Regions from separate parts of the Homo sapiens genome. Here region 1 is linked to region 2. A link is an interaction called in ENCODE POLR2A ChIA-PET data of the cell type or tissue named here. Cell type or tissue: Panc1. All regions are shown on one strand. Links, peaks and the distances in the headings refer to the core of each region. The heading gives the core; the rest is flanking DNA. Region 1 holds the start of LOC105369956 (a long non-coding RNA gene). Region 2 overlaps C12orf75 (chromosome 12 open reading frame 75).

Region 1 (7,135 bases), core at 1,376-5,375, 87 kb before region 2:
GGCAATCAGTCCAATTGGAGCCAATCCTGAGTCTTTTGTTTGAACAACCGGAAAGAGTTGGTGAGAACCAGACTCTTTTCCACTGGTCTTGGGGAAGCAACCCTGCAAGCCAGGAATAACCTAAGGCCATCAGCAGAGGACGGCCATCAGCAAGGAAATCAACCCAAAGGAAGCAGAACACAGAGAAGGAGAAATATCAGGTCTTGAAGACATGTTTGGAGCCCCTGGATCTAGCTATACCTGAACTCACATTGCCCCTGGACTGTTGCCATGTGACCCAACAAAGTCTTTTTTTTTTTACTTAAATTAGTTTGACTTTCCTGTCACTTGCAGCAAAGAAGACCCTGATTAATACTCTATTTTCTGAAAACATCTGAGTTTTTTGATGCCTTTAACCTAAGAATTTCAGCTTTAATACACTATATGAGTAATTAATGATGCAGGTCTCAGGAGGGTGAAGCAGGAGTTACCAGGTCACAAAGGCCCCAAGGGTAACATGTGAAGATCTAGACATTTCTACAGCATAACTAGTGATAACTGTGAAACTTCCAAGGACTCAAGTGGTTAAAGTTAACTGTATCTGAAATTCAAACACTAACTGGAATTAGTCACATTTAACTGGAATTAGAATGCATTAGGTCACCTATTTCCATTGTAATACCAAATTAGTTCCCATTAATTGGCCCCTATTTATTTTCAATCACATGCTTCTGTCAGATATTTGTACTGGCATTTCAGTCAGGAAGACGTTAGCTAGGCCTAATTGCTCAGACTGTATTTCACAGACAGCCTGTGCTATCAGATAGCTCTGGAAAGAAAACAATAGATGGCTTAACATGCAACTCTAGGAATGTCAGGTATGTGGTCATAAAATCTAATAATTTCAGAGCAGGGAGAGCCTTAGATTAGCTGCTAACCTTCCCTATGGCCCAAAACATTAAGTGGCCCCACAGCTAAAGTCATTTCTGACTGTTTTTTAAAAGACATTTTCTTAAAGAGTAAAAATCATGACTGTCATACAAATAGAAAATGAACACGTCAAAGGTTTTATTTTATTCACCAATTAATGAGGAAACCCTAAGGTGTTAAACTGGTTCAAAGGAGAATTCAAAGACCAGACGCCTATGTAGGCAATCAGAAATGCCCAGCAATGAGGAAATGCATTTGTTAATAGATGCAAGACTGGTTTTCTCCACCAAACATTCATTTGCATTGACTGTGGATGAGAATCATTTACATTACTATGGTTTTTTTTTTTTTTTTTCATTTACAGAGTTATAAAATAGCTCAAAGACAGTGAAAGGCGCAGACTACTATGAACTTAAAGAACCCAAATTAAAGTACTGGATAGCACCCAGCCATATGACACCAGCCATATGACACCCAGTAATTCTCTCCTTGCCATTCAAAAATTTTTAGTTTTTCCTTTCAGTATATGATGTTTGCATTAACCAAAATATATTACACGTTATTAGAGCATTTTTGTGGTTTTTGAAAAACCTCACTGAGCCTCAGTTTCCTCATTTTGAAAGAAAGGAAATTGTAATATTCATCTTGTAGGGTGTGGTAAAGATTAAACGCAATAATGTCTGGGAAATCCCCTAGAACAGCACACCCAGAACCTAGTTTAGGGAAAAATTTATGCTTCAATGGAAAACTATGCATTGTCTAGGGTATAACCTTCCAGATAATCTGATTCTGATTCTATGGGAGCTCTGTAACTGTATTACTGCCTAATAAAGTTACAGTCATTTATCTAAGTACTGTAGTAATTACAGTACTTACATTCAGTAATTTTGTCCATAGACATGAAAATAAATTCTGTCTGTTAGGGAGAGAACCTGTCTCTTCCCCCGACAATAAAGCCAGTTTTGCAGTCGCTTGCAAATTTATTTCATTATTTCTGATCTATAAAAGTCTTTGTGGTTTGACTTCTCCTTTAAACCAATTGTAACATCTGTCAAAGGCTGGCTCCGCTAATACCACAGACACAACCTCTTGATAAGACAAAGCTGAGTTCATTGCTTACTGCAGTAAAGGAAACACTCTTAGGAGCAGCAAATCCATACGGGTCTACAGCAACCTCAATTCTTGCCTCCTCAGAGAAAGAATTTGACATAAGGCAAAGGAAAGGGCATAAGACAGAGTGAGAGACGGAGGCAAGTTTTAGAGCAGGAGTGAAAGAAAGTAAAGTACACTTGTAAGAGGGCCAAGGGGGCCACTTGAGAGATTCAAGTCTGCAGTTTGACCTTTAACTTAGGGTTTTATACGCTGGCATTCTGCATGCGTAATGGCCTGCCAGCCCTGGGGGTGTTGCATGCGCAGTGTGTTTACTTTAGTTGTGTACATGCTCATACGCCGCGCTCTTCCCTTACCAGTCAAGCGTTCCTAGAGGAAGGTCAAACACCAGTTAAACTCCACCATTTTGCCTCTTAGTGCGCATGCTTGAGCCCGCTTACCCAGCTCCTGAGATTTTATCGGGAAGCTACTGATCAGCAGCTTCAGGTGTTTTCTGTCTACTGGGAGACTGCCTTTCCCCGGCGTTGGCTGGGACCAATTATCATTTTAGAGACAGTTTAACAACTGCCTAACCATCACCTGATGGTCACCTGACATTGTTGGGCTGGGAGTTCGCGGGGCTCTCCTGCTCTGCTCACCATTGCCTAACTATCTACTGTAACAATACCACCTAGCAAAGCTGTGGCCGTGTCTTGCAGGAAGAAGGTGAGGTCAGAATTTATTAAGAATTGGAAGTTGATTTAAGGTGGGCTTTGAAAGCCCAGATATGATTAGGATTGGGTAAGGTTCATGGTACAACAGTTCAGAATTGCTAGAAACAGCAACGTGACAATTTCAAAGCAAGAGAGGTGAAGAATCTTCAGGAAGTTTTAATAATCAACATCTGCCTGTGTAGCCCACTCTAATGAAGACACAAGAATAGCACAATGTCATGTTAATGCAGAGTAGGGTGTGTTTGGTTCTCAGCACCCAGCCTGAATATGAGGTAAGGAGACTTCTGTTCTCAGCCCCTCCTGAGGTCATTTTTCAGCCTCAGTTGAAGGATAAACCATTGATTTCTGAGGATGTAATCAATCCAGCTCTTTACCACTATTAGAGGTGTCATAATTGCATATCAAGATTCTATCAATAATTGCATCTAAGTTTCTGGAGGTGGTTGTTTCAACCTCTAAAAGGATCAGATTTTCCAGTTCTTTCTGCCTTCCTTTTGCCAGAACATTTGATGGGACAGCTGCTGAGGAACAGCCTTTATGACTCCAGAGATCACACATGTGAACCCTGCCACACAGACAAATACTAAACCAGGATTATGTTCAGTTTGTTCTTCACTTCTCAGTCAGGAGCCAAGGGCATCCAGGTTACACTAAAAGAACAGATCCCATCCCCCAATCTGAAGAGTTCACAGGACCAGACATGGAGTTGTTAACCAAATGACCTAAGTTTCTGATTTCTTTGTTTACTTCCCCAGATCTTTTTATTAATATTAAAAATCTAAGAGAGGTCTGCAGAGATTTACATATGACATTCTTCTCCTAAAACAGCACATGTTCTTCCTCCAGAGTCCAGTATGATGTCTAAAGCAGATCTGTTCTGAACCCACCACTTGTCCAATTTCATCATCTTCTTGGATGAGGAGTTCTGTGGCTTAGAGGAGAAAAAGAAACCTTTTTCTCTACTCTCAGGTACTGTGAGTGGGACTTGTGAATTAATCTGTCAAAAGACAGATTAAATGAGGAAAAAGGCATACAAATTTTATTTGATGTTAATATTTTAATTTTTATGTAGACAGAGGCATTTTTACAAGTGAAGACCCCAAACAAGCAGTTAGCCCTGGAGGATTATATACCATTTTAACAACGGGCACTAAATCCTGCGTGAGAGAAGTAACAAGACAAAGGAAAGTTGGGGTTTAGGCTCCTAGGGGCAGCAAACTGTGGGAAGGTGACTAGAACTTGTATGGTAAATAAGGGTTGTTTAGTAAGGTTTGTTATGAAGAGAGTCATCCTTCTCTTCCTAATACGGGGAACACCTTTACAAATAGAAATTTATGTCAGTTTTACAAAGGGAAATATAAGTCCTGCTTTTAAGCAAAAAAGGGGAGAGCAGAGAATTCTTCCTGTGCCTGCTATTTCTCAGTTTCCTTCAGCTCAAAATAATTCTTATGCCAAAGTGACATATTTTGGGGTGACAATTCTGGTACCCTGCAGTGGCCTTCATGGCATTGTCTAAATTGCTTGCTATTCTCTTAACCATACCAGGTAGGATTCCCCCAACTTTTCACACCTCTTATAAGCATGAATAAAGAGACATAAGGCAAGGGAAAAAAATCAAAATCCAGAATTCCCTTGAAGTGAAGATCTACTGGTCTCTTTTTCCTAGAGGATAAATCAATGAGACAAGAAATAAATAAATAACCTTTATATTATAGGTGAAGACAATAAGCAGTAAAACAAGGAAACAAGGTCATCAAAATTGAACAAATTTTGCTAAGATTCTAATATATTTTATAGCTTTTCAGAAGCATTTACACATACTACAATCTTCTTTTTCCCTTAACAAAAACATATATTATTAACTTGCATAAAAACACATACCTCTCTGCCAAGATTATTCCTAATAGAGTCTCATTCAGGTATATTCAGTTATAACTTTTAACCAAAGTAACCTTATTTCCCAGAGAAAACTGGGGTAAGCAGGAAGTGTGGATAATTGTCCACTGTCACACATCAGCACTTTGCAGACTAGCAGAGCCCATGAATATAACACAATTTTCTACAGCTACACACAACCCTAATACAACTTCTCAAAGTGGCAAAAATGATTACATTCATTAACAGGCACAAAGATAGCATATAAAAATAAGAAGCAAAAGTATACAAACTTTAAGTTATGCTTAATAATTGACGTTTTAATATGCTATCTTACTCAGAAATTATATTGTCATCCAATGACTATCTATTCATTAACTAAATTTAATAGTTCCAAATATCTTGGAAATTAATAGTCTAACACTACAAAACATAATTAGTGTTGAAGTAAAATTTTTCAGAATAAGTCAACACAAATACATATTTTTCATAACCATAAGTATTAAATAGAAGTAAGCCTAGTTTATTTGATCAGTTAACCTGTGTAAGTTTAAGAATATACCCAATTAAGGCTGGGCGCGGTGGCTCACGCCTGTAATCCCAGCACTTGGATCACAAGGCAGGTGGATCACAAGGTCAGGAGATCGAGACCATCCTGGCTAACATGGTGAAACCCCATCTCTACTTAAAAATACAAAAAATTAGCCAGGCATGGTCATGGGCGCCTGTAGTCCCAGCTACTAGGGAGGCTGAGGCAGGAGAATGGCGTGAACCCGGGAGGCAGAGCTTGCAGTGAGCCGAGATTGTGCCAGCCTGGGCGACAGAGCGAGACTCCGTCTCAAAACAAACAAACAAACAAACAAACAAAAAAGAATATACCCAATTAGAATAAAATCATAAGCTTCTATTATACTTTACCCTGATAAATCAGAGAAAATATAACTTTTTCATTAAGCCAAAAATAAGTCTCATTTGCAAAATTTCACTGAAAGCATGTAAACTCAGACTCTTTGACCGTTTAAGTTTCTATAAGATTATCATCTTTAACATATCAAAAGTATTTATTCAATTTTTTTAATTTCTGGGAATTTTTTAAAATATTCAATTGATAGAAGCACTTATTTCAAATAAATCAATTAGAAGGGCTCCTTTAATCTTTAAAGTTTCCTCTGAGCACCTCATTGATTAGTCACTGCATTTTTTACACAGAGTCATCTCTCCACATCCATGGGCTTCACATTCATGGATTTAACCAACCTCAAATTGAAAATATTCTTTAAAAAATGTACATCTGTACTGAACATGTAGACTCTTTTTCTCTTCATTATGCTCTAAACAATACAGTATAACAAATATTTATACAGAATTTACATTGTATTGGGTATGGATATGGTTTGGCTCTGTGTCCCCAAATCTCATCTTGAATTGTAATCCCCACATGTAAAGAAAGGGACCTAGTAGGACATGACTGGATGATCATGGTGGTGGTTTCCCCCATGCTGTTCCCATGAGATCTGATGGTTTTAAAGTGTTGACAGTTCCTCCTTCACTGTCTTTCTTCTATTTCCTGCCACCTTGTGAAGAAGGTGCTTGCTTCCCCTTTGCCTTCTGCCATGATTGTATGTTTCCTGAGGCCTCTCTAGCCATGTCAACTGTGAGTCAATTAAACCTCTTTCCTTTACAAATTACACAGTCTCAGGGAAGTTCTTTACAGCAGTGTGAAAATGAACTAGTACAGTAAATTGGTACCAGGAGTAGGGTACTGCTATAAAGATGCTTGAAAGGCGGATGAAACTTTGGAACCAGGTAATGCACAGAGGTTGGAAAAGTTTGGAGGGCTCAGAAGAAGACAGGAAGATGTGGGAAAGTTTGGAACTTCCTAGAGACTTGTTGAATGGCTTTGACCAAAATGTTGATAGTGAGATGAACAATGAAGTCCAGGCTGAGGTGGTCTCAGATGGAGATGAGTAACTTACTGGGAACTGGAGTAATGGTCACTCTTGCTATGCTTTAGCAAAGAGACTGGTGGCATTTTGCCCCTGCCCTAGAGATCTGTGGAACTTTGAACTTGAGAGAGATGATTTAGGGTATCTGGTGGAAGAAATTTCTAAGTGGCAAAGCATTCAAGAAAAAACAGAGCATAAAAGTTTGGAAAATTTGCAGTCTGACTACGAGGTAGAAAAGAAAAACCAATTTTCTAGGGAAAAATTCAAGCCAGCTGCAGAAATTGCATAAGTAATGAGGAGCCAAATATTAATCACCAAGAAAATGGGGTAAATATCTCCAGGGCATGTCAGAGATCTTCACAGCAGTTCCTCTCATCACAGACATGGAGGCCTAGGAGATAAAAATGGTTTTGCTTGCTGGGCCCAGGGCCCCTGCTGCTCTGTGCAGCCTCAGGACATGGCACCCTGCATCCCAGCCACTTCAACTCCAGCCATGACTAAAAACAGCTCAGCCCATTGCTTCAGAGGGTGCAAGCCCCAGGCCTTGGCAGATTTCATGTGGTGTTGTGCCTGTGGGTGCAC
Region 2 (7,135 bases), core at 1,161-5,160:
TCGTAATCTTTTTTTTTTTTTTTTTTTCTGGAGAAGGAGTCTGGCTCTTTTGCCCCAACTGGAGTGCAGTGGTGTGATCTCAGTTCACTGGAACCTCTGCCTCCTGGGTTCAAACGATTCTCCTACCTCAGCCTCCCAAATACCTGGGACTATAGGCACACACCACCACGCCTGAGTAATTTTTGTATTTTTAGTACAGACGGGGTCTCACCATGTTGGCCAGGCTGGTCTTGAACTCCTGACCCCAAGTGATCCACCCGCCTTGCCCTCCCAAAGTGCTGAGATTACAGGTGTGAGCCACTGCGCCCAGCCAGTAATAATCCACTGCTAAATAATAGCCTCCTGGGGTGGAGGGCACAATTCAGGAAGCAATGCCCAGACGCCCACAAGCCAACGCACTAAAAACTGGAAAATGGGAGAGAAGCAACTTAGGGGCAACAAGAGTACCCCTTAATCTACTATAAATGGGGAAGAAACCTTGAAGATAAGGCTTATACCAAGAGAACCAAAATGCAGAGTTAGAGGAGATAAGGGATCAGGTGCCATAAACCAAATCACCTAAAAATAAAAAGTAAAAGGTGAATTCTACCAGTTTGCCTCCCACCACTTCTGGCCTGGCCCCAAGCATTGAAGCTTATCACGACTTCTTCAATTTCACAACCATGGAGTCAAACGTTGGTGCCGACGCAGGGGAAGAGAAACTAGCCCAAATTACCAAGGGATCAAGGGAAATCTGGAAATAAGTACGTGGCACATCAAGACAAATCCTGCTCTTGCTAGGGGAGCTATGCTAGACATTAAGTCCATTAGAGAAGTGAAAGGGGAAGGAAGACCCAAGGGAAGGGACTGGAACCAAGTGCTGGGGTTTGGTCGAAACATCATCCGCTTTACAGCTGTGCCCAGAGCCAATCTTAGAAGGAAGACTGACTTCTGGAGTCCAAAGAGTGCTGGAGGAAGCCAGTACTAAAGGATTTACATTAATTTACTGAGCAGTGATTCCATTTTCTAGTTGCACACGAGCCACTACTCTAAAGAATAAACTTGTGTAATAAGCTTGTTTTTCCAGGGTAAGCATGACTGAAAACCTATCGGTAAATTGCTTTCTCTGGTATCAAGACAATGTTTTGTTTCTCCTCATCTATACCATTTGAAAAATTTGTGGAAAGTAATGCAACATTTGAAAAAATGTAAGACTGAAATATTTTTTAATCATAACCTCAAATACCATCTTATCAGGAAAACCCTGTATTTATTTATTATTATTGTTTTGGTTTTTTTCTGAGACAGGGTCTTGCTCCATAGCCTAGGCTGGAGAGCAGTGGCACAATCATAGCTCACTGTAGCCTCAACCTCTCAGGCTCAAGCGATGCTCCCATCTCGGCCTCCCTAGCAGCTGGCACCACAGGCGCACACCCCGCACCTGGCTAACATATATGTTTTTTGGTTTTGTAGAGATGGAGTCTCACTATGTTGCCTAGACTGGTCTCGAACTCCTCAGCTCAAGTGATCCTCCCACCTTAGCCTCCTGAGTGGCTGGGACTACAAACACGTGCCACCATGCCCAGCTATAAAACCTTTTAAACCACAGGAACGTTCCCTAAGAACCATAGAACATGTATTCACCAATTTGGACCAGGTTTAAAAAATACACTGAGCCCAGCGCAGTGACTCACATCTGTAATCTCAGCAATTCAGGCAGCCAAGGCAGACAGATATCTTGAGCCCAGGAGTTCAAGATCAGCTGGGGCAACAAAGGGAGACCCTGTTTCTTCAAAAAATACAAAATAAAATAGCCAAGCATGCTGGCTTGCACCTGTAGTCCCAGCTACTCAGGAGGCTGAAATGGGAAGACTGCCTGAGCCTGGGAGGTCGAGGTTACAGTGAGTCATGATCGCACCACTGCACTCCAGCCTGGGCAACAGAGCAAGACCCTGTGTCTGTCTGTCTGTCTGTCTGTCTCTCTCTCTCTCCTCTCTCTCTCTCTCTCTCTCTCACACACACACACACACACACACACACACAGAAAATACATTGGGCATTCAACTAAAATCAGGTCTCCTTTTGTTAGCAAAAAAATGTAGCTTCTTTTATCAAAGAACAGGTGATCAAGGAGAAAGAATGAGTCGAGGTTCAAGCCACCCGTTGAGTATCATAATCATCTCCTAGCCTAAGGTCACACACTTACAGGGCTCTGAGTCAGACTTTCAGTCATAGCATTAATAAAACTGTTTGCAGAAACAAGTGTTATTCAAGGTGACCCCCGTAACTCATATTCTCCCCACTTTCAACGTCTTTTGGGATTGTTGAAAAGATAAATCCTCAGTTGATGGTTTAAACATGACTCACTCTTGTAGAGTAAGATACTGTTTAGTGATATGTACCTTATCAAAGTTGGCTTGACACTCGGCATGCAAGAAAAAGAAAGAAGAAAAGAAAAAAAAGCAACTGACCAAAGGCAACCACTGCAACTAAGATTACAGATGGATGGCTTCGGGTTTCCTCTGTCTCAGAGTTTCTATTAATTCCACTTCTAGCTCACTTCCTGTGAACTTACTAAAACCAGCCAGGTGCTCTTCTTACCCTTCTCAGGGTGAATAGCAGTGCTGATCCAGATTCTCTAGGTAGTTATGCATCCTTCTGTTTTATACTAGGGTCACAGACTTTTTCTGAATGAACTGGAGACATTGAATGTCTCTCTAATCATAAATAAGCTCTGTCTTCTTGTAGGTCGGGGTTCTGGAAGGTGGGCTGCCTCCAAAACGACCATGTCTCTGTGGCTGCTCTTTGGGGTGGGTGGGCTTTCGCCTACCTGGCCTTTTTTTAAATTAATGTATTTTTTGCATGCCTATTTAAAACCAAATATCTGCATGGAACACCTCAACCTTACAATCATTTTAAATTACTATGATTTATCTTACCAATAACTATCACTTTCATTAAGTGAAACCTTATTCAAAGTTAATACATAAAATATGAATCTTTTTCTTCCTCAGTAATATATGGTAGTCAAAATCTTTCATCATTACATTTACTTAGTTTCTGGGTTGTATAAAATAGCTATCCCAAGTGACCTAAAGATTTTAACAGTGAAATAATGGAACCATGTCATGATCAAGGACAAATACAGATGACAAATATGAGATAGCAGCCAGCCATTTGAAACAGCAGCTCCCAAGTCATCCTTGCTACAACTTACCTGAAAATTCAGAAAGTTCTCACTTCCCTTAGGCTTCTAGAACTAACAAAGTTATGTGGCAAAGAAATGATTTATTTTTTACTTATTCATCAAGAAAAATGTTCTAAATATACAGCTATTCTTATTAGAGATGATCTAAAAAGCAAAAAAAAAAAAAAAAAAAAAGCCTGTAGTCTTTTCTTTTTCCCTATTTGCAGTGTCACTAAAGAGGCTAAACTTACTTTGACTCGTAAACAGTAAAAATTGAATATGGAAACCCTGGAGACCATGGCTCTCCTGATCTGTTTCTAGTTACCATTCATGATAACCTTCTGGAATAGGTTTATTAATTGATTGTGTTTACTTCCATCTACACTACAATTCTCCAGATAAAATATAATTATTTAATTTTCTTTATAACATGTTTTCATGATGGTTCCTGCTCCTTGGGGTGGTTTCAATCCATTCTAGCAAACCCTTAATTACACAATGAATTATGTTTTACCATTGGCTGTTTTGGCCTATGTTTAATATCATTCATTTCTTTCCAATTTCAAAACTTCTTTGGACTGTTTTCTTTTGATCTCTCTCCCTGGATGAGCCCATTGGCCAATATTAGTCCCTTTCTTTCTTCCAGAGTGTATGACTGGAGAACATGAGTAACATTCACTTCAAAGGAATGCTTTCAACTTCTCTTTATCCAGAAGCAAGAGATCAAGAGCCAGACTGCAAATTCCCTGTCCTCTCTAGCTCTCCTCCCCCCAGTTATTCTCTTACTAAGGGGCACACAGTGTTAGGAATTATTTCAGAATTGGTTGTAAAAATATCATTTGCTATAAGGCAAGGGTGCACTCTTCATCTCCTTACCTTAAGAAATTTGGCTTTTCCTTGCTGGCACCACTTTTCTCAAAACCTCAAGAATATGCATCTTGTTCTCACCTACCCTAGCTTCTCCTAACAGGAGACAGAGCCAGCATGCTCCTCATCTCCCCACAGAGCTCTTACAGGTGGGGCCATTTCATTTTCACTCAGAACCTCTCCTCTCTGGAGTCTAAACCCTGCCATAACTGTCCCCAGAGCACCAAAGATTTTGACCCTGACCCAAAGTTTTTCTTTCTAAGCACCATTATCTTGGTCAATTTAAAACTCCATGAAAATGGCCACGTGCAGTGGCACACACCTGTAATCCTAGCACTTTGGGAGGCCAAGGCGGGCGGATCACAAGGTCAGGAGTTCGAGACCAGCCTGGCCAATATGGCAAAATCCCAACTCTACTAAAAACACAAAAATCAGCTGGGCGTGGTGACATGCGCTTGTAATCCCAGCTACTTGGGAGGCTGAGGCAGGAGAATCACTTGAACCCAGGAGGCAGAGGTTGCAGTGAGCTGAGATAGTGCCACTGCACTCCAGCCTGGGCAAGAGAGCAAAACTCTGAAAAAAAAAAAGAAAAAGAAAAAGAAAAAGAAATTCGTGAAAACCACCCATCCAACCTCTCACCTCATATTTTGCTGACTTCCTCTATCCCAACAACTTCTGTGCTGCTCCGCTAACATACTCCGATGGCTGCTCCATGGAGTATAGTTCCTGGAACTATTTTACCACATTTTAGAGTAGAAAATCCCACTCCCTAGGGAGGAAAAAAAAATCCTCCTTTCGATAGTCCCATCATTCCCAAGAAGGCTGCTTTCTTATTGCAACATCAGCTCCAGTTCATCCATCCCTCCCCGTCCTCCCTATCCATCAGCCCCTCGTGTTTCCCTTCCCTCTCTCCCTAGCACATGTCTTGCAGTCAAGTATTTCTGCAGCACTTGCTGGTCACCACCTATTCCTCTCCATCCCTGGATGAATCCGTCCATCTGCTCTCTCTCTTCCTGCTCCTATTTCACAGGGTCCGACCTAAGGAAAATCTCATCATGGCTACCAATGGGAATATATGATTTCTAACCACAGCAAGGCCCTCAATATGCTGGGTCTTCTGCCATCAAGTATTCATGTCAGAGGCCCTGCCAAATTTTTTCAACAACATTTTAAACTAACTAATAATTCTAGCTGTCATTCACCGGGGGCAACAAGCATAATGCCAAGTATTTTCCTAGGATATTAAATATACTGTATTTGTAATCTGTCCCTCCAGCAGCTACTTCAGCTCTCTGTGCTCCCCACCTCCTCACTTGTAAAATGAAACATCATTATTCTGTCCATCAGATTATCATGGGTATGGAAGGAGATAACGTACAGAAAATGCTGGAAATCAGTGTATGGTGCACAGTCCTCAGTAAAGATTAGCTACTACTGTAAGAATGATGATGATGAAGATGATCACCCTGCACAGTTATTATATTATCCCAATTTCACAGATAATTATACTAAGGACACAATGTAACACAGCTAGCAAATGGTGAAGGGGATTTTAAACACAAGTCCCTCTGCTTCCAAAATGCAGGCTTTTTCAATGCTACTTCAACCCCATCCTCTTCACCCTCAGAAGACAGCGTTACCTTCTACTACATGGATGAGAAAAGAGCCCATCAGATACCCTAAGGTCTGTATCTATGAGGAGCAGAGAGGGCTCAGCTGACATGGGTGCATTAGACATGGTAAATTTATAAAGGATCCCAAGAAACTCAACATAAAAGATTTATCATTTCTTTTTTCCAAACACAAAAACAAAAACAAATTGCCAATGGGTTTTATGTCATTTCATTCCAAAATATTTTTCCCTGTATTTGCTACCTTCCATAATAATAAAATAGCTTTACCAAGGAAAGAATCTCAGTAAGATTCACTTTACATGTTTTAAGTGAAAGAAGTATTTGAATTACATTGTTTACATTGAGTAGCTATGGTTTTTTATTTTCAACAGCAAACATTATATTTGAGTCAACTTATTTAATACTGTTTCTTATTTGAAACGTAGTCATAATATTCTTATAAATATTGCTTAAGCTTTAAATCAAGACTTCTTTAAGAACACGAAAATTGATCTACAAAAAAAAATGCTTTCAATTAAATTCCAATTGTTTCGGTTTGCCCACTTACAATTTCTCCCCTTTTTTTTGGTAACGGCATCCCAATTTTTCCGTGGGGAATCACCCCTCTTCTGCTCTTTGGCCATATGGTAAGGTGGGGCTGATGATACTGATTGGCTCCAGTGGTGAGCACATGACTGCAGCCTGGCCAATGAGCACCCCACATTCTCCTGGCCCACTGACTGATTCCGAGATAGGAACATGACCCCAACGGGCCAAGAGAGCCCAGCCCTAGGACTTTTGATCAAACTACAAGGAAAAAGAAGCTGCTTTTTTCCACAGGAATTAGGAAGCTGATAAGATATAAACTGGTCCTGTTTGTCACCACTTGAGGAAAGCTGCCTAAGAATGAAGACGAAAGCAGAGAAGAGAATTTCTTCCTGTTGTTTGATCACCTGGATCCAGCTGTGACTACAGCCAAGTCCCTGGAGCTTTTCCACTCCACATGCCAATAAATTCCTTTGTGTTTGTTTGTTTAGGCCAGTTTAAACTGGGCTTCTGCCATTTCCTACCAAAAATATCCCAACGCAGCCTATTTGTGCCAAATAGCTGAGAATCTGCCACACTAAAATAAGAACATGGTTGATGTTGGCAGGTTTGTGAAAGCGGCCGAATGTCATTACCTTGAATTCACTGTTTTGTTTGTTTTGTTCAGTGTGTTACTGCACTGTGATTTAATTTCAAAGAGACAGAAAGAGAGGGAAAAATAGGCTTGTTTTCTGATACACATGTAGGCTTTTTCTTATGGTGATTAAGTTTCTAGACATTGTCAACCATGCTTTCAAGTGTTGAAGGTTAACCTAGCTAGGTTTTGAGTTCTCTAGCCTGTCATAGGATTTACATGCATCGTTATTCTCTCCACCACCAGAGAGAAACCCCCTCCCCAAACCACCATCAGCTTTTCTTACTCGCCTGGTTCCTGTCTTTTAGC

Evidence for each region. Peaks named below come from ENCODE experiments on the same cell type or tissue, not always from the same donor. Only the 100,000 strongest peaks of a DNase experiment are listed, where the experiment ranks them.
Region 1: POLR2A ChIA-PET joins it to region 2 with 12 read pairs; 1 of 35 experiments calls an interaction of 5 or more read pairs at or near these places.

Annotation. Positions count from the first base shown.
Region 1 is chr12:105,439,451-105,446,585 of GRCh38, reverse strand. LOC105369956 (a long non-coding RNA gene) reads left to right here and starts at 2,372. Exons shown (of 3, transcript XR_945297.3): 1 at 2,372-2,724; 2 at 3,561-3,701. LOC105369955 (a long non-coding RNA gene) reads right to left here. Exons shown (of 3, transcript XR_945295.3): 3 at 3,689-4,394. In Panc1, for the core only: no CTCF peak of the experiment used is centred there; no DNase peak of the experiment used is centred there; H3K27ac peaks cover 2,783 bases.
Region 2 is chr12:105,352,666-105,359,800 of GRCh38, reverse strand. All of the region lies in intron 2 of C12orf75 (chromosome 12 open reading frame 75), which reads right to left. Among named protein-coding and RNA genes, the nearest start is that of C12orf75, 26 kb to the right of the region's middle. RefSeq lists a silencer at 2,096-2,165. In Panc1, for the core only: no CTCF peak of the experiment used is centred there; no DNase peak of the experiment used is centred there; H3K27ac peaks cover 367 bases.